Regions from separate parts of the Mus musculus genome. Here region 1 is linked to region 2. The links are chromatin loops, found by intact Hi-C in ENCODE. Cell type or tissue: gastrocnemius. All regions are shown on one strand. Each heading gives the region's core, and the rest is flanking DNA. Links, peaks and the distances in the headings are about the cores only.

Evidence for each region. Peaks named below come from ENCODE experiments on the same cell type or tissue, not always from the same donor. Only the 100,000 strongest peaks of a DNase experiment are listed, where the experiment ranks them.
Region 1: it touches region 2 in a loop (2.2-fold over the local background); 3 of 42 quality-filtered maps call a loop at or near these places.

Annotation. Positions count from the first base shown.
Region 1 is chr9:119,189,906-119,194,257 of GRCm38, reverse strand. It overlaps Slc22a14 (solute carrier family 22 (organic cation transporter), member 14), which reads left to right and starts at 3,863. Exons shown (of 12, transcript NM_001037749.3): 1 at 3,863-3,893. It overlaps Slc22a13 (solute carrier family 22 (organic cation transporter), member 13), which reads left to right. Exons shown (of 10, transcript NM_133980.3): 9 at 471-686; 10 at 884-1,284. The coding sequence ends at 977. In gastrocnemius, for the core only: a CTCF peak has its summit at 1,851 (motif pointing right); a DNase peak (open chromatin) is centred at 1,858.
Region 2 is chr9:119,105,419-119,109,770 of GRCm38, reverse strand. Dlec1 (deleted in lung and esophageal cancer 1) reads right to left here. Exons shown (of 37, transcript NM_177117.5): 2 at 3,819-3,969. Among named protein-coding and RNA genes, the nearest start is that of Dlec1, 5.1 kb to the right of the region's middle. In gastrocnemius, for the core only: a CTCF peak has its summit at 2,042 (motif pointing left); a DNase peak (open chromatin) is centred at 2,001.

The DNA.
Region 1 (4,352 bases), core at 289-4,288, 84 kb before region 2:
CCTGGCCATGCCAGAGCTTGAATGTGGGACAGAAGTAAGAGCTGAGAGGAGAGGAAGGAATGCTCCCAGGAGAGGAAGGGGTGCTCCCAGGGGAGGAAGGAGTGCTCCCAGGAGAGGAAGGAGTGCTCCCAGGGGAGGAAGGGGTGCTCCCAGGGGAGGAAGGAGTGCTCCCAGGAGAGGAAGGAGTGCTCCCAGGGGAGGAAGGATTGCTCCCAGGGGAGGAAGGAGTGCTCCCAGGAGAGGAAGGAGTGCTCCCAGGAGAGGAAGGAGTGCTCCCAGGAGAGGTGCACTCCAAAGGGGAAAGGGAGTTTGAGTCTCTTGAGTGACAGGGGGAAGACAGAGGGGGCTGGCTGGTCCTGTAAGCTCTACCCTGTCTAGACCAAAGGTGGCTGAGACCTGTGCCCTCACAGCTGTGGACAGAGTGTAGCCTCCATCAGTGGGCAGAGCCTCAGCTTGTGCTCTTTCCCCAGGCAAACAGGCATGGGGTTGGTGAGCATCTTCTCCAGGGTCGGTGGCATCATCACACCCCTTGTGATGCTGCTGGAACAGTACCACCAGGCGATTCCCATGGTCATCTTTGGCAGCCTCCCCATTGGAGCAGGCCTACTGTGCGCTCTGCTTCCTGAGACCCGGGGCCAGACCCTGAAGGACACCCTCCAGGACCTGGAGCAGGGGCTCCCTGCAGGGTAATCACAGACTTGCTGGCCTCTCCCCAGGCCCAGTCCTCCCCACTACCTTTACTCTATCTGTTACTGGCTATCATAGCACCACAGCTGTCCGCCTGGCTTTAGAGCACATTTTCCCTTCTTTAAGCAGGGGATGCTAAGAGAACCATCTCGCACAATGTGTTGGGTAGCTGCTGACTGTCTTTTGTTCCCTGCAGGTCCCACAAAACAGCACCCCAAAGACAAGACATGGAGGCTTTGGGAAGAACTTCCAGTGTGAGGGTGGCTGTTGTGAAGAGCTCGTACTTCTGACTGTGGCTGCTGAGGGCCAGCCTATCAAGAGCAGAGGACAGCGCACATGGCATCTGTAGCACACAGGATCAGATCAGCCGTGTTCATGCTCCCTACTCCCTTTTGCAGAGCCCAGAGGGAGTATCAGGGACAGTACCCTTCCCTCTTCCACACTTCTCATACACAAACTGCACCCCAGTACCACGGCTGAGTCAGGGTCGCTCTCAGTCTTCTCCGACAGTCTCTCTGGGGTTGTGGCCTCACCAGTCTCCCTGTCTGGGATACCCCATCCTCATAAAGATAAAAAAAAATAAAACAAAACAAAAAACAAAAAAACAAAAAAACAAACAAACAAAAAAAACCCCACAACAGCCTGTTCCCAAGCAAAACCAGCTCCAACTCCAGAGCAGGGCAACCACCAGGGCAACTGTGGCAGCAGGCCAAGAAAGAAGAACATTATGCCCTATGTCCTTTGAAGAGCCTTCCTGCCCGACCTGTGGCCAGTGTGTGCCTCACCTGTGTGAGGCTGGCGATGGGAGGAGACTGGTCAGCTCTGCCTCCACCCACTGTGCCCAGCCTCCCTGGTGCTTGGGAAGAGAGCAGGGTTCCTTACATTCAGCTGCTGTCCCTTGCTCTTTCCCAGGGTGCCCCGGCTCATCAGCAATTCTGCCTCTGATGGCTGCTAAGAGCTGGCTCTGCTACACTCACTCGTTCATGGGCTGTTTGGAGGTTCTCCGTGCATTCTGTTAATCAGGTTATTTTAGTGGTAAGACTTCTGGGAGCCCAGAGGAGATGCCACCCTGGCCTGATCTCCACTCATGGTAGATCCAATAGAAGGGAATTTTCCTGGGGACTTGGTGGCTAGCGTAGGCCAGTCCACACCTGTCCCCTAGAGGGCGCTGTTGAACGGAGACTCGCCAGTACACAGAGACCTGCCTGCTGTTCAGTGCTGTGGTTGTCTTTGCTTTGTCAGAGCTCAAGCACTGGGGGGCAGAGATCCTCCAGATCTGGGCCCCAGTCTTCCCATTTTACAGTGGGTGGCTTTGCCCAGCATGACGGAGGCCCTCCCTGGACGTAATCCTCAATGTTCTCACTACCCCACACACTTGCACAGAATGGATGATTTATTTCATAGGTTACATTATAACCTCAAACTCTGCCTAGGCAGGAAAAGCAAAGAGGTATGGCAGTCTGCTCTCCTCGGGTGACTTCTGAGCTTAAGACCACCATACTCTGCATATCTTGAATTTTTGACTTTTATGTCCAAGCCCTAAGATGTTCCCATATGCTGGGCGTGGTGGCGTGCGCCTTTAATCCCAGCACTTGGGAGGCAGATTTCTGAGTTCGAGGCCAGCCTGGTCTACAAAGTGAGTTCCAGGACAGCCAGGGCTACACAGAGAAACCCTGTCTCGAAAAACCAAAAAAAAAAAAAAAAAAAAAAGATGTTCCCATTCTCCTTATCGTGACTTTGACACACTCCCGGGGGCCTGTTCCCTCTCATCCAGTTCCTCTCCCAGGTGTAAACCTGTGTCCTTGGAGCTGTTGACCAAAGCCAGTGGACACCCCATGTTCTCAGCCCTTTTTGGAAGAATTCTGCCCTCTGCCTCTGCACACAGTTGTGAAAGTTCTTCACAGCTGGGTGAAGGGCCCTCTGCTCCTCAGTGCTGCTTCTTGGCTATCATGTCCCTTCATCTGTCAAAATCTGTGGTAATATCTCTCTCTCTCCCTCCCCCTCCCCCTCCCCCTTCCCCCTCCCCCTCCCCCTTCCCCCTCCCGCTTTTTACATGGGTCCTCTCTGCTTATGTGCCGAGCCCTTGGCCTGCTGAGTTGTCTCCTATGTCTGCCTCCTAATTTTTCTTAGCCAGTTTTGCCAGTGTCCTGAGCAGTATTTTCTGTGCTGATGGAGAAGCTGGGCAAGTCTAGACCCCAACCTTTTTTGCTCTCATTCCTGCTTCTTGCCAGGTATCTGTGAGCCATGACTTTGGGCTAAAGTTAGGGTCCCTCATGTCTCCTGCTTCTCCACAACTAGTTCAGCCTGGCTCCTTGTCCTCAGCTGATTCCTTACCCCTACTCTAAGCAAAAAGACCAGAGTCCTGTTTCTACCATCAGAGGCAGGCTGTGGCTTCTAGGGAGGTGGGCCAGACAAAGGCAGTTCTAGCAATGGTGACATGTCCTTGAGGCAGAAGAGAGGTATAGTGCAGATCCTAGGTGCAGGGTCAGGAAGGCTTGAAGGACAGCCGACAAAGAGTGGGCTTTCATTTGCGGGGTGTAACTGGCTGGTTTTGTGTGTCAACCTGACACAAGCTGGCGTTATCACAGAGAAAGGAGCCTCCCTTGAGGAAATGTCTCCATGAGATCCAGCTGTAAGGCATTTTCTCAATTAGTGATCAAGCCCGGAGGACCCATTGTGGGTGGTGCCATCCCTGGGCTGGTAGACCTGAGTTCTATAAGAAAGCAAACTGAGCAAGCCAGGGGAAGCAAGCCAGTAAGCAGCATTCCGTGCCCCCCCACCCCCCATGGCTTCTGCATCAGCTCCTGCCTCCAGGTTCCTGCCCTATGTGAGTCCCTGTTCTGACTTCCTTTGGTGATGCACAGCGATGTGGAAGTGTAAGCTGAATAAACCCTTTCCTCCCCTACTTGCTTCTTGATCATGATGTTTTGTGCAGAAATAGAAACCCTGACTAAGACAAGGAGTGCTTTCAGTATAGAAGACAGTTTTTTTTTTAAGGCACAAGGGTACCTCACATAGCCGTTTACATACTTGCCTTAACTAATTCTGGTCCCAAGACTGGCCACTTGTGTGCCTGGAGTAGAATATGGTCCTCTCAGCATTCCCAGGTCACCTTCTCCACCCCATTGTGACACCGTCTCCCCAGCTACCAATGGAACGCTAGGGTTCTGCTTCCAAGGATATGGTTGGGTCTGGACACCAGTCAGGTGAGTCCTGTCTCCAGGGAGGAGGGACTGGGGGTTCATGTAGAAGGTGATAATTATGATGACAGCTTGTGACTGTGGGGCCACATTCTCCATATGGCACATGTGGACAGGAACGTGCCTGGGCCTGTTCAGCTGTGGGAACCCTATGGGAAGAGCAGGCTGTCCTCAAGGGAATTGTGAGTTCTCAGGTATGGCGCACAGTCGTTTCCTGTGTGCAGGTAGAGTGCTGGCTTCTCTTTTTCTAGCAGGACCTTTGAGGTCAGTGGAGGGCAGTGTGGTCAGCGCCCTTGCTGACTGCCAGCCAGTTCCCATGGATATTCAGTGCAGGGAGAGCTGCTTGAGGACCTCACAGATGACTTGGGGGCGCACAGGGGCCTTGCTGACTGCTAGTCCCTGTGGGTTGTTTGAGTAGTGCTAAATTAACCAGGCTTGCCTTGAAATCATCTTGTACCTAGATAG
Region 2 (4,352 bases), core at 222-4,221:
GTTCCAGGCATCTTATTAAAAGAACTGGAAAGCACAGGCAAACAGCAAAGCTGCAAGGACAGAGAGACACAGGGACGGGGCGCCCCACACTGTAAGGGCTCCCTGATTTAGAGCACCCAAGGGCCTTGCCTATTGTTTAGGGCTTCTTTTGTGGAGTCCAGGAGGAGGAGTTGGTGGCCAGGGGGTGACCTGTGAGTGGGTCTCGGTTTCCGTTGATAGATGTGGATTATACAAGCCTTCCTTTCTTGTCCATGTCCTTTCCCATGATGCATCTGATTTTAAACATCTGTGTGCCTAATTATGCTTATGAATAAGATGATCCATAGGAAATTTTCTGTAAAATTTCACTTAGAGGACAGTTTCCCTTAACCATACATGGACCTTGAAATTGGCTCAGGCTCCCTCTAGTTTTTGGACATGTTCCAAGACATATATGGCAACAGGGAATTATTGTTGGGGGTGGGGTGGTGGTATTCATTGCATTGTTTGGAGTGGGGTGTACATGTAGCTTGATGCAGGTGTGTGGGGGTGTCTCAGGTTGTTCACTGTTAGGAAGGCAGCCTGTGTTTTGTCTCAGGCCAGGCAAGCGTTCTGAGTTGCTAGGCAGTCCCTATGACTCTTGCAGCAATACAGTGTCACTCTTTGCCTTTCACTTTGGCCAAATCATGGTGGCAAGGGTTTGAGATGTGCTGGTATGGTGAACTCTGGACATCAGCAGAGAAGAACTTCCTTGTCTCTTCATCTCAGACACCAGCATAAAAGCCACATGGAGAATAGCTGAGCCTGATCTATAGCAAGCAATAACCATAGCTTCACCCAACTCACATCGACCTAATGACACACCAGAGAAAGCCACTTATACTGTTGAGTGGAAGTTGATGTTTGCAATTGATGACCCCAAAAAAAGATAGTAAACACACACACATTATAATATATAATATGTAATATATAATATGTAACATGCAACACATGATATATTTTATAATATATCATATCATGTTGTATAACATACAATATAATTAATATATACTATATACGGTTTATAACACTATTGTCTAGAAACACCAACTAGAAATGGGTACCTTTGGCAAGTGACATAATGGAGGTGTGATCTTATTCTGGCAGATGTGAGGAGGATGGTTTTGTTAAAACAGACTTTCGCTGCATTTTAATTACATGTGTTTGTTTTTTTAGTGCGTGTCTGTGGGGGGCCTGTAGGTGCCACGGTGCATGTGTGGAGGTCAGAGGACAACTTGCAGGAGTCAGTTGGCCTCCTATCAGCGGGTCCTGAGGTTTGAACTCTGTCTGCCAGGCATTACACACTGAGCCATCTGCTAGCTTTGGACTCTGGAGTAGTTAAAAACTTGCACACAAACTGAGAAGGCCTGAGTTTCCATGTCCCTCTGCCCCTGTGCGTGTGTAGCTTTATCTGTTACTGTCGTCTTCCCAAGAACAGCACGCTTGTTGCCAACAGTGAGCCTCCGCTGACATGCCACCACCACGCAAAGCCCACGTTTTAAGAGAGAATGCACCCGTCGTGTTACAGTCTGTGTTTACACAAATCTATAATGCTATGTATGGGGGGAGTCTTCTTGTGCTGTGTTAGAAGTTCCTCTAGGGACCAGGATGCAGCCCAGTTGGTAGAGTAGCTGCCTGGCATGCATAAAGCCCTGGGGTCGATTCCCAGCATCCGGCGATAAAGGTGACAAAGTGAGCAATATTATCTGCCCTCATGGGTGCTGACAAGGATCAGGAGATTTGGCCTACAGTTAACAATCAGAGCTTGAAGCAGAAACTGCTCTGGGCATGGCAAACAGGAGGGCGTTGAGTACAAAGTATCCAAGGGCTGAAGAGGGAAAGGCCAGGGAACCTCCATGAACAATAGCAGTTGGCATCCCTGAAAGCAGTACGTCATCTGAAGGCAGCTCCAAAATAGCCTGGCTGGAGAGATGGCAGGGCTAAGGGAGCTTGCTGTTCCTGCACATGTCTGGTGACTCACAAACTGCCTAGGACTCCAGCTGCTGGGGCTCTGCCACCCTCTTCTGGCCTCTGTGGGTAACTACATTCATGTGCATAGACCCATCTAGATACACATGTATAGATAACTAAAATTCAATCGGTCAATCAGTGGACAAAAATCCTGATAGCCAGTAAATAACCCACAAGTTACTTCTTGGGCCTCATGGTCTCTTCTTCCGGAACTCCCTGGGGTCCTTTCCTGATGGATCCTGGAACTACAGAAGGTGCGATTTTGGAAGTGATGGCCCCGACCCCTCCTTTGGTAAGGAAGACTTGGGTGGAATGGATACCATCCAGCCTAGTTTCAGGAGGTTTAATGATGACCACATGTCAGGAGGAAGGAAGGACAGTCCTCCTTTCAAACTTTCTTCTCCGTCCTCCCAGGGTGCGGGGGTCATGGTGGGTTTTGGCCTTTGTTTTTCAAGCTGGCGTAGAAACTAATGGACTCCTATATAATATTTTACACACATATCATTGCACATCTTCAAGGCAGCTTTAAAAAAGATTTTTAAGAGAGTGTGTATACATGTGTGTGTATATGTGTATGTATGTGTATGCAGCTGTGTGTTTGTTTGTATACATGTATGTGCATGTGCGTACATGTATGCACATGTGCATGTGTGTTCACATATGTGTGTATGTGTATGCATGTGAGTGCATGCCTTGATGGGGTAGGTAGGGAGAGCAATGCTGACAAAGGCCAGAGGTAGAGTTATCCGTGGTTATGAGCTTGGAATTGAACTCAGGTCCTCTGCAAAAGTGGGCCATGCTCTTCCACTGAGCCTTCTCTCTAGCCCTCACCAAGTCAGTTTCTCTAGCACATCTTGGAAGAGTCTCTTTCCATACCCGACCTGGACCTGTAAAAGCCTTGCCCTCATGATGGTCTTCCTCCTTCTGGGATGGAAGGCCTCACTGACCCTATGGCTACCGAGCACAGCTCTGCGAGGAGCTGCTTGCTTGTTCCAATCCGCAGAAGCCAGTGTAGAGCAGTGGCCAGCAAGAGCAAGAATGAGCACACAAGCCGTCCACCCATATGGAGCAGTGAAAGGTTCCTCACCTTGTGACAGGGAGAGGCGCTCTGTGCCTGGGATAAAAAAAGGCAGCTGGCTGTCTCCATCATTGGTTCTGTACATGGGAAATGTGCCCTGGGGTTGCCTGGCCTGCCCTGAGTTGCAGGGACCAGATGGATGTCTGTAAAGATGATCTGGGGTTTTTTTTTCCCCTCTACCACGTTTGAATATAAAAGAAAGAGGGCTGGAGAGATGGCTCAGCGGTTAAGAGCACTGACTGCTCTTCCAGAGGTCCTGAGTCCAATTCCCAGCAACCACACGGTGGGCTCACAACCATCTGTAATGGGATCTGATACCCTCTTCTGGTGTGTCTGAAGACAGCTACAGTGTATTCATATACCTAAAATAAATAAATAATTCTTTGAAAAAGCACTTGCAAGATGGAGACAGGCAAATTCCTGGGGCTCACTGGCCGGCCAGCCCAGCCTACCTGGCAAGTTTGACAGGAAAGGTCAGAGGAGAGGAAGCTATGGTTTGGCTGCTGGAACCTAAATGAGATCTCTGGGTCAGGGACCGATGTTGCACCATGGCTTAGAGAGTCACATGCTGGCCGTGTGGGACCATGCACACTGAAGTGCTTTGTACTGGTTGGGCTGTCAGGTCTGCAATTTTCTCTGCCGATGTTCAGAACAGAACAGTGGCGTGAATATAGTACAATACCAACAGCTGCAGAGGTGGAGGTAGGCTGGTAGACAGACAGACAGACAGACAGACACACTTCACACCTACCTGGGGGCAGTTTGACAGGGGTCTCCACAACCTGTAGTCTGCTCTGTTTGGTGGTGTGTTCTGTTTCTGCAATATCCCGTGCACGGGCCTGCATGATATGTCTCTCCAACATGGCGGCTTCATCCAGACGCTGTTTATAGATGGCTCGCGCCTGCGAATGGGCATTCAAAAATGCATGGAAATCTGACAAGATCCTACATTTTGTCTCTACCCTGTGCCTCTCCACATCAGGGCTTTCAGCCAAGCACAGCTAGCTACACAACTATCAAAACCCTCTGGTCCAACCCACCAGACTGAACTCTGAGGTCACGGGAAGGGACTGGCAGTCCCACAAGTGTGCTCAGTAAGAGCCAAGCTCGGTCCTCTCCCTCTCGGTTACACAGTCAAGAGAGCTGCTGCCCACACTGGGAAATGCAAACCCATTTGGGTACAACAGAGTAAGGCTACCCAGATCTTGATTCAGGCAAGGCCCGGTCTAAGTCCATTAAACATAGCCAGTGGGCAGCCTCCAGCTGGCAGCCTCTATTCAAGCTG